Linked DNA regions of Homo sapiens: region 1 is linked to region 2. Evidence: read pairs that join two places in POLR2A ChIA-PET (ENCODE). Cell type or tissue: PC-3. All regions are shown on one strand. Links, peaks and the distances in the headings refer to the core of each region. The heading gives the core; the rest is flanking DNA.

Region 1 (5,381 bases), core at 249-5,248, 64 kb after region 2:
AAAAAGAGATTTACACAGACTCTAAAACATTAACAAAACCAAGATTTGTATTACCAGAAAAAGAGTTATTTCGTCTAAGAAACAAAAATAAGCTGCTATAGGAAAAAAAAAAAAACAGTTGGAAGCTTAAAAGGAAACTTAAGGAAACCTCCCAGAAAGAAGAATAAAATGAGAGAAATAGAAATAGGAGAGAAAACTAGAAAGCCAAAAAATAAAATTGAAATGACAACATCCATTTGAGAACAAAAAAAAAAAAAAAAAGAAAGGGAAAACTGTCATCAAAAAGAAAAAAAAACAACAACTAAAGAAAATTTCCCAGGGCTGAAGAATAAGTTGCCAGATTGAAAGGGCCTAACACAACAGATAAAAATAGACACACATAAAGAAATATCACAGTAACATTTCAGAATCTTGGGGAAAAAGAGAAGATTCTATATGCTTTTAGAAAGAAAAAGTGACAAAGGATCAGAAAACAGAATGGCAGAATGGCAGGCTTGGATACTTTTACAATGGTCCATCTTCAGAATAGTAATTTCCAAACTAAAATTCCACACCCGGGGCAAACCATTCAAGAAAGACCAAACAACAACAACAAAAAACCTCAAGCACCATATCTCAAGAAACTACTCAGAATGTACTCCACCAAAACGACAGAGTAAACTAAGAACAGAAGCAAATATTAACACAGTATAAGGAATAAAGTCGCTGGGCACGGGGGCTCATGCCTGTAACCCCAGCACTTTGGGAGGCCAAGGAAGGTGGATCACCTGAGGTCTGGAGTTTGAGACCAGCCTGGCCAACATGGTGAAACCCCATCTCTACTAAAAATGCAAAAAATTAACCAGGCGTGGTGGCAGGCGCCTGTAATCCCAGGTACTCAGGAGGCTGAGGCAGGGGAATCGCTTGAACCGGGGGGGCAGAGGTTGCAGTGAGCCAAGATCGCACCACTGCACTCCAGCCTAAGCAACAAGAGCGAGACTCCATCTCAAAAAAAAAAAAAAAAAAAAAAAAGGAATAAAGCAACCTCTAAGATGATAATAAAGGAAGATCTCAAGTTTATAACTGTATAACAGACCTACATGGTAACCAATCCACATTGAAACATTTTGATTCAAAAATCAGGTAAACAGGCCGGACACAGTGGCTCATGCCTGTAATCCCAGCACTTTGGGAGGCCAAGGCGAGCGGATCACGAGGTCTGGAGTTCGAGACCAGCCTGACCAACATGGTGAAACCCAGTCTCTACTAAAAATTCAAAAATTAGCTGGGTGTGGTGGCGCACGCCTGTAATCTCAGCTACTCAGGAGGCTGAGGCAGAAGAATCACTTGAACCCGAGAGGTGGAGGTTGCCGTGAGCCAAGATCGCGCCATTGCACTCCAGCCTGGGCGACAGAACAAGATTTCGTCTCAAAAAAAAAAGATAATTTATAGTCAAACCATAAGAACATTTAAAAGAGTTCAGCAAGCCTACTGGACAAAAGATCACGTCACAATAATTAGCTGTATTTCTCTATATCAGTATTTACCACCAAATGCAGATTTTACTCATAATAGCAATAACCACTATCAGATCACAGGAATTAATCAACAAAAAATTTGCAAACTTTATAGAAAAAAGCGTAAACCCTATCTAACAGCATAATACAAGACTCCAAACAAATGAGACATAAATACTATATTCATGGACGAAATGATTACAGTAAACAGACATTTTCCCTAAAATAATATATAAATTCAATGCCATTCCAGTGAAAAATCTCAAAGGGGTTCCTTCTTTTATGTATTAAGCTAATCTTGAAAACTGCCAAGAATAGCTAAGATAGAACTTCAAGACAACAAAATGGGAACGCTTGCCTTGCCAGATAGCAAGACTTATAAAGTTACAATATTTAAGACATTGTTCTATTGGTGCAAGACAACCAATTGGAACAGTGGTACAGATTAAATGAATCAGAAACAGTCCTACTCATTAAAAGAAGATGCTACTTAAAGAGGTGGTGTTAGATTACTGTGAAGGATGGGCAGATTACTTAGTAAGTGCTGCTTAGAAACGTAATACACTACATGGGAAAAAATTTCATTCTTCAGAAGATATATGAAATTAACTTGATAAATTGACTATCCTAAAATTTAAAACTTTTATTCACTAAAACTTGCTAATGTGGAAAAATGAGCTGCTGGGAAATGATATATGTGATATAGAACCAATAAGTAATTATCTAAAATATAAAAACAAATCCTACAAATCATTTTTTTTTAAATACAACTTTCTATTGACAATAGGGAAAAATAATGAACAATCACTGAGAAAAGAAAAGGCCTAAATGGTCAACAAATGTAAAAAAAGATGTTTAACTTTATTGGTCATCAAAGAAGGACAAATAAACCCGACATTAAGATACGATTTTATATTTGGGGGATTTACAGCAATTACAAAGACTGAAAATACTAAATGTTGATAAAGATGTTACAAAATAGGAACTTTCAAAAAGAAGTGATGGGAAAATATATGAAGAAAACCACACTGGAGAGATGTATGAGAATGTCTAGTAAATGGGTATGATCTAAACTCAGTAATTCCGGCCGGGTGCAGTGGCTCATGCCTGTAATCCCAGCATCTTGGAAGGCCGAGGCAGGCAGATCACCTGAGGTCTGTAGTTCGAGACCAGCCAGGCCAAAATGATGAAACCCCGGCTCTATTAAAAAAAAAAAAAAAAACAAATTAGCTAAGTGTGGTGATGGGCAGCTGTAATCCCAGCTACTCGGGAGACTGAGGCAGGAGAATCACTTGAATCCAAGAAGTGGAGGTTGCAGTGAGCTGAGATGGCGCCATTGCACTCCATCCTGGGCAACAGAGTGAGACTCTGTCTCAAAAAATAAACAAACAAAATAAATAAACTCAGTAACTCCACTTTCCAAAATATACTCTGTACTAATCCTCACGTGTCCATCATGGAGAAAAGTAAAAAACAATTACTCCAACATTGTGTCTAAAAAGAAAAACCAAGAAACCTAAAAGTTATTAAAAAGAATTATGGATAAATGTATTCTGACGGAATCATATAATTGAAAACCACATGTAAGTTAAAATACATAATCGAAATCATGAAAGCAAGTAAATCATTCTGAAAAAAATACAATTTATACAGTATGTCAGGTTCAGAAACGTGAAACACATTTATGAATACATGTTGTTTATGAATGCCTACACATATAGTATAAAAGCGCAGATGAGAGTAAGAAACAACAAATTTAGACAGTGATTACTGATGGAGAAAGAGGAGAGCTGGATTAAAAAGAAGTACAAGAACACTTTTATTTCAAGTAGAAATGGTCTGGAATAAGTAGGCAAAATGTTAAGATGACAACGCTGCACGGTACATAGTTAGGAATGTATTAGGTTATTCTTAATTTATTATATGCTTTCACTTAATTGTTTCTTCTGATTTTGAGAAAACCTCAATTATATAAAGTTATGTACCTGTCAAAAGCCAAAATAAATTACTTAACAAAATAAAAAGTAAACAAAATTCTTCATAGTAAGTAATACTTCTCCCCAGACATGGATTTATGACTAGTAGCTAAACTTTTTTTTTTTTTTTTTTTTTTGTGTGTGTGAGACGAAGTTTCGCTCTTGTTGCCCAGGCTGGAGTGCAATGGCACGATCTCGGCTCACCACAACCTCCGCCTCCCAGGTTGAAGCGATTCTCCTACCTTAGCCTCCCGAGTAGCTGGGATTACAGGCATGCATCACCACGCCCAGCTAATTTCTGTATTTTTAGTAGAGACAGGGTTTCTCCATGTTGGTCAGCCTGGTCTCTAACTCCTGACCTCAGGTGATCCGCCCACCTTGGCCTCCCCAAGTGCTGGGATTACAGGCATGAGCCACCATGCCCGGTTGACTAGCTAAATATTAAACATATCTGTGTGCTGGTAAGTAAATATTACATGTATCTGTGCATCAAAATCCAAGAAATATGGAGTTAACCTAATAATCTAACCTAAAAAATTACTTTTCCCACTTAACTCCATGAGGAAATCTAAATAAAAATAATTTCTTTCTTACAAGGATTGAACTGAAGGTATCAAAAGTAGAAGTTTTTTATATTTAAAAAGTTGTGAAGTGGAAATCTGAACTAAACAATTTAGTAAAAAGTTTTCCAAATGCCTTGTACTATACTTAACAATACAGTCCACTCCTGAATTTTCTCTCCATAGTATGTTTTATAATTGCTTCTACACAGGCCTTGAAAATTTTTTGCTAAATGTATTCCAAAGTATTTGTCTCTGATTACCTAATATAATTATAAATGGTATTTCCAATTTAATTATACTTAGAATTGATTAGTTCTGTGCCTTTGGATGAGCCACCGTGGCCACCCTAATTTTAGATGTTATTAAACTAGAAGCACACTTTTACATTAAACAATTACTTTCTTAAAACTTTTTTTTTCCATAGGTTTTTGGGGAACAGGTAGCTTTTGGATACATGAGTAAGTTCTTTAGCGGTGATTTGTGGGATTTTGGTGCACTCACTACATGAGCAGCATACACTGAACCCAATTTGTAGTCTTTTATCACTCAATCCCCACCCACCATTTCCCCCGCAAGGCCCCAAAGTCCACTGTATGATTCTTATGCCTTTGCATCCTCACAGCTTAGCTCCCACTTATGAAAGAGAACATACGATGTTTGGTTTTTCATTCCTGAGTTACTTCACTTAGAGTAACAGTCTCCAATCCCATCCAGGTTGTTGTGAATGCCACTAACTCATTCCTTTTTATGGCTGAGTAGTATTCCATTGTGTGTGTAAGAATTTCTTTATCCACTCCTTGATTGATGAGCATTTGTGCCAGTTCCATATTTTTGTAATTCTAAATTGTGCTGCTTTGAACATGACTGTGCAAGTATCTTTTTCATATAATGACTACTTTTCCTCTGGGTAGACACCCAGTAGTGAGACTGCTGGATCCCACTACTGGGTATGGTACTTCTACTTAAAGGAATCTTCACACTGTCCATATTAGTCATACTAGTTTACATTCCCACCAGCGGTGTAAGAATGTTCCCTTTCCATCACATCTGCACCAATATCCATTATTTTTTGACTTTTTAATAATAGCTAATCTGACTGGTGTGAGATGATCTCATGATTTTGATTTGCATTTCCCTGATCATTAGTGATGTTGAGCATTTTTTAATAAGTTTGTTGGCCATCTGCCACTTGTGCATATTCTTTTGAGAATTGTCTATTCATGTCCTTAGCCCACTTTTTGATGGGACTGTTGAACTTTTTGTTTGAGTTCGTTGTAGATTCTGGATATTAGTCCTTTATAGGATGTATACACTGTGAGGATTTTCTCCCACTCAGTGGGTTGCCT
Region 2 (5,381 bases), core at 188-5,187:
AGGAGTTCGAGACCAGCCTGACCAACATGGTGAAACCCCACTTCTACTAAAAATACAAAAAGTAGCTGGGCATGGTGGCAGGTGCCTGTAATCCTAGCTATTCGGGAGGCTGAGGCATGAGAACCTGAACCCAAGAGGTGGAGCTTGCAGTGAGCAGAGATCGTGCCACTGCACTCCAGCCTGGGCAACAGAGTGAGACTCTGTCTCAAAAAAAAAAAAAAAAAAAAAAAAGAGAGATTAAAAAAAATTATGAGAGAAATTTAACAAAGAGATTGAAATAACAATTTTTTAAAACCAAATAAAAACCTTAGAATTGAGAAACATATTTTCTGAGCCAAATATTTCATTAGAGGCTGTATTATTAGTCTGTTTTCACACGGCTGATAAAGATATACCCCAGACTGGGCAATTTACAAAAGAAAAAGATTTAATAGACTTACAGTTCCACATGGCTAGGGAGGCCTCACAATTATGGCAGAAGGCAAGGAGGAGCAAGTCATGTTTCACATGGATAGCAGCAGGCAAAGAGAGGGAGCTTCTGCAGGGGAACTCTTTTTTTTTTTTTTTTTTTTTGAGATGAAGTCTTGCTCTTGTCCCCCAGGCTGGACTGCAGTGGCGGGATCTCAGCTCACTGCAATCTCTGCCTCCCAGGTTCAAGCAATTCTCCTGCCTCAGCCTCCCAAGTAGCTGGGATTACAGGCACCTGCCACCACGCCTGGCTAATTTTTGTATTTTTAGTAGAGAGGAGGTTTCACCATGTTGGCCAGGCTGGTCTCGAACTCTTGACCTCAGGTGATCCTCCTGCCTTGGCCTCCCAAAGTGCTGGGATTACAGGCGTGAGCCACCAGCCCGGCCGGGAACTCCTCTCTTTAAAGCCATCAGATCTCGTGAGACTTATTCACTATCACAAGAACAGACACACTCCAGTGATTCAATCACCTCCCACTGGGACCCTCCCAGGACATGTGGGAACTGTGGGAGTTACAATTCAAGATGAGATTTGGGTGGGGACACATGCAAACATATCAGAGACTTTCAACAACAGAATGAAGAGAGGAAAGAATCAGTGAGCTCAAAGATAGGCTATTTAAGAATCCTGTCAGAGAAGAAAAAAACAACAATGAAAAGAAATGAAGATAACCTAAAAGACATATACAAAATTACCTAAAAAGACCAAATCTAAGAATTATTGGTATTTAAGAGGAAGTGGAGAAACAGCAGAAAGTGGAAAGCAATAATAACAGAAAACTTTTCAAAACTTGAGAAGGAGATAAAATCCAGGTAAAGGAAGGTCAGACATACCAAACAGATGTGACCCAAATAAGACTACCCCAAGGCATATATAATAATCAGACTCTCAAAAGGTCAAAAACGAAGAGAGGATCCTAAAAGAAGCATGAGAAAAGTAAAAACATAGAGATTCAATTTGGCTCCCAACAGACTTCTCAATGGAAATCATACAGGTAAGAAGGGAGGGCGACAACATTTTCAAAGTGATGAAAATAAAAATAAAAAACAAAACAAAACAAAAACACTGACATGCAAGAATACTGTCTCTAGCAAAGCTATACTTCAAATAAAATGGAGAGAGAATTTTTTTTTCCTAAGAAACAAAACCTGAGAGAATTTATCACCACCAGACTCATCTTACAGGAATGTAAGATATAAGTTCTTCAATCAGAAAGAAAAACAAATAATGTACAAAAAAGAAAATATTTAAAAATATAAAAGCTACTGGTAAAATCAAATACACAGACAATACAATGCCATGAAACAAGCCTCAACAAATTCAAAAAAGCGAAAATCATACGGCAAACTGTCTTTTCTGACCACAACAGAATAAACCTAGAAATCAGTAGCAAGGGAAACCTCTGAAAACACACAAATACATGGAAATTAAACAACATGCTCCTGAACAACGAATAGGTCAATAAAGAAACTTAATTAAATTTTTTTTAATTTCTTGAAAAAAATGAAAACCAAACACAAAATCTACGGGATTTGGCAAAAGCGATACTAAGAGGAAAGTTTACAGCAATAAACATCTATATTTAAAAAGTAGACTTCAAATATACAACGCAACAATGCACTCCAAGGAACTACAAAAGAACAAACTAAATCCAAAATTAGTAGTAAGAGGGACATAATAAAAGTGAGAACGGAAATAAACTGAGACAAAAAAAACAAAAACAAAAACAAAAAAACAAAAAACAGAAGAAAATTTTAAAAAAATGAAAAGCTGGATTTTGAAAAGATAGATAAAATCAATAAATATTTAGCTAGACTGAGGAAAAAAAGGAGAAGACCCAAATAAATTAGAAATGGAAAAAAAAGATATAGCTGAGACCTCAGAAATACAAAGACTCATTAGAGACTACTATCAACAACTATACAAGCTAACAAATTGAAAAACCCAGAAAAATGGATAAATTCATGGACACACAACCTACCAAAATTGAACCAGGAAAGAAAAGAAAACCTCAACAAACCAGTAACAAATAATGGAATCAAAGCCTTAATTAAAAATCTCCCAGCCAGGCATGGTGGCTCAAACCTGTAATCCCAACACTTTGAAAGGACAAAGAAGGTGGATCACTTGAGCCCAGGAGTTCAAGACCAGCCTGGCCAACATGGTGAAACCCTGCCTCTACAAAACATACAAAATGTATGGTTGTGCATGCCTGTAGTCCCAGCTACTTGGAGGTTGAGGCAGGAGAATTGCTTGGGCCAGAGAGGCGAAGACTGCAGTGAGCCAAGACTGAGCCACCGCACACCAGCCTGGGTGACAGAGCCAAAAAAAAAAAAAAAAAAAGAAACAAAAACCTTGCATCTTTTCCCATTTCTTTTCCAAAGAAAAGTCCAGGATCTAATGACTTTACTACTGAATTCTATATGAATCATACTCAAATGCATAAAACAAAACAAAACAAAACAAAACAAACAAAGAAGAGGAGGGAATACTTCCAAACTCATTCCTTGAGGCCAGTATTACCCAGACACAACAAAAAAAGGAAACTATAGGCCTGGTACAGTGGCTCATGACTGTAATCCTAGCACTGTGGGAAGCCGAGGTAGTGGATCACTTAAGGTCAGGAGTCTGAGACCAGCCTGGCCAACATGGTGAAACCCTGTCTCTACTAAAAATACAGAAATTAGCTGGGTGTGGTGGCGGGCGCCTGTATCCCAGCCACTCAGGACGCTGAAGCAGTATATTTTACCACAATTAAACATTTTTATTAAAAAATTTAGCAGAAGGCCAGGCACGGTGTTTCACACCTGTAATCCCAGCACTTTGGGAGGCCGAGGCAGGTGGATCACAAGGTCAGGAGATCGAGACCAGCCTGACCAACATGGTGGTCAAGTTGCTAACACAGGGAAGTTTTTCAAACCCCAAAGAAAAAGCAACCAACATGGTGAAACCCTGTCTCTACTAAAAATACAAAAATTAGCTGGGCGTGGTGGCAGGTGCCTGTAAACCCAGCTACCCCGGAAGCCGAGGCAGGAGAATCACTTGAATCCGGGAGGCAGAGGTTGCAGTGAGCTCAGATTGTGCCACTGTACTCCAGCCTGGGCAACAGAATGAGACCTCATCTCAATAGATAGATAAATAAATAAATAAATAAATAAATAAATAAATAAATGACAGGGAATAATGATGGACACTGTTGAATATGTGGGAAAAGGGGAACCTGTACGCTGTTGGTGGAAATGTAAATTAGTAGCGTTATTGTGAAAAACAACATGGAAACTTCTCAGAAAACTAAAAATATAACTATGATCCAGCAGTTCCACTACTGGATATACATCCAAAAGAAATAAAATCAATATATCAAAGAGATAGCTGCATTTCTATGTTTACTGCAGCACTATACACAATAGCCAAAATATGGACTCCACCTAAGTGCTCATCAATGGACGAATGATATAGGAAATGTGGTATACGTACATAATGAATATTGTCCTGGCCATAAAAAGAATGAAAACTTGTTATGTGCCACAACATGGATGGAAGTGGAGGTTATTACGTTAAATGAAATAAGCGAAGGACAGGAAGACAAATGATCACATGTTGTCACTGATATGTGGGAGGTTAACAAGTGGATGCTTGGCCAGGAGTGGTGGCTCACGCCTGTAATCCCAGCACTTTGGGAGGCCAAGGCGGGTGGATCACCTGAGGTCAGGAGTTCAAGACCAGACTGACCAGCATGATAAAACCCTGTCTCTACTAAAAATACAAAAATTAGCTGGACATGGTGGTAAGCGCCTGTAATCCCAGCTACTCAGAAGGCTGAGGCAGGAGAATCGTTTGAACCTGGGAGGCAGAGGTTGCAGTCAGGTGAGGTTGCACCATTGCACTTCAGCCTGGGTGACACAGTGAGACTCCGTCTCAAGAAAAAACAAAACAACAACAACAAAAAGCAGATGCTTAAAGATAGACAGTAGATTGGTGGTTACCAGAGACCTGTTAGGGTTGGGGGAGGGAGGATGAAAAGAGTTTGATTAATGGATATAAATATACAATTCAACAGAATAAATAAGACCTATGGTTTATAGATCAGTAGGGTGACTATACAGCACAACAATCTATTGTGTATTTCCAAATAGGTGGAAGAGAATAATTTGTTTATGGCATAAAGAAAAGATAAATATTGGGCCGGGCACAGTGGATCATGCCTGTAATCCCAGCACTTTGGGAGGCCAAGGCAGGCAGATCACAAGGTCAGGAGTTCCAGACCAGCCTGTCCAATAAGGTGAAACCCCGTCTCTACTAAAAAATACAAAAATTAGCCAGGCGTGGTGGCGTGCGCCTGTAGTCCCAACTACTCGGGAGGCTGAGGCAGGAGAATCGCTTTAATCCGGGAGGCAGAGTTCGCACTGGGCCAAGATTGCACCACTGCATTCTAGCCTGGGCTACAGAGTGAGACTCCATCTTAAAAAAAAAAAAAGAAAAAAGAAAAAGACAAGACAAATATTTAAGGTGTTGGACATCCCAATTACAATGATTTGATCTTTAGAAATTATATAAATGTATTAAATTATCACATGTACCCCCCAATACATGTACATCTATTATGTATTGATAATTTTTCTTTTTTTTTAAGAGACAGGGTTTCCCTCTGTTACCTAGGCTGGTGTGCAATCGCATAATCATAGCTCACTACAGCCCCTTCAACTCCTGGGGCACAAGTGATCCTCCTGCCTCAGTTTTCCAGGTAGCTGAGACTACAGCCACACACCAAAATTAGCCATGCCTGGCTGATTTTATTTTTTTGTAGAAACAGGGTCTTGCTATGTTGCCCAGGCTAGTCTTGAACTCTTGGCCTCAAGTGATCCTCCTGCTTTGGCTCTTAAAGTGGTAGGATTATAGGCTTAAGCCACTG

Evidence for each region. ChIA-PET counts read pairs that join two places held together with the same protein. Peaks named below come from ENCODE experiments on the same cell type or tissue, not always from the same donor. Only the 100,000 strongest peaks of a DNase experiment are listed, where the experiment ranks them.
Region 1: POLR2A ChIA-PET joins it to region 2 with 6 read pairs; 7 of 35 experiments call an interaction of 5 or more read pairs at or near these places.

Annotation. Positions count from the first base shown.
Region 1 is chr10:63,308,508-63,313,888 of GRCh38, forward strand. All of the region lies in intron 2 of JMJD1C (jumonji domain containing 1C), which reads right to left. Among named protein-coding and RNA genes, the nearest start is that of MIR1296, 62 kb to the right of the region's middle. In PC-3, for the core only: a CTCF peak has its summit at 2,880; no DNase peak of the experiment used is centred there.
Region 2 is chr10:63,244,927-63,250,307 of GRCh38, forward strand. All of the region lies in intron 3 of JMJD1C (jumonji domain containing 1C), which reads right to left. Among named protein-coding and RNA genes, the nearest start is that of NRBF2, 110 kb to the left of the region's middle. In PC-3, for the core only: no CTCF peak of the experiment used is centred there; a DNase peak (open chromatin) is centred at 3,015; H3K27ac peaks cover 970 bases.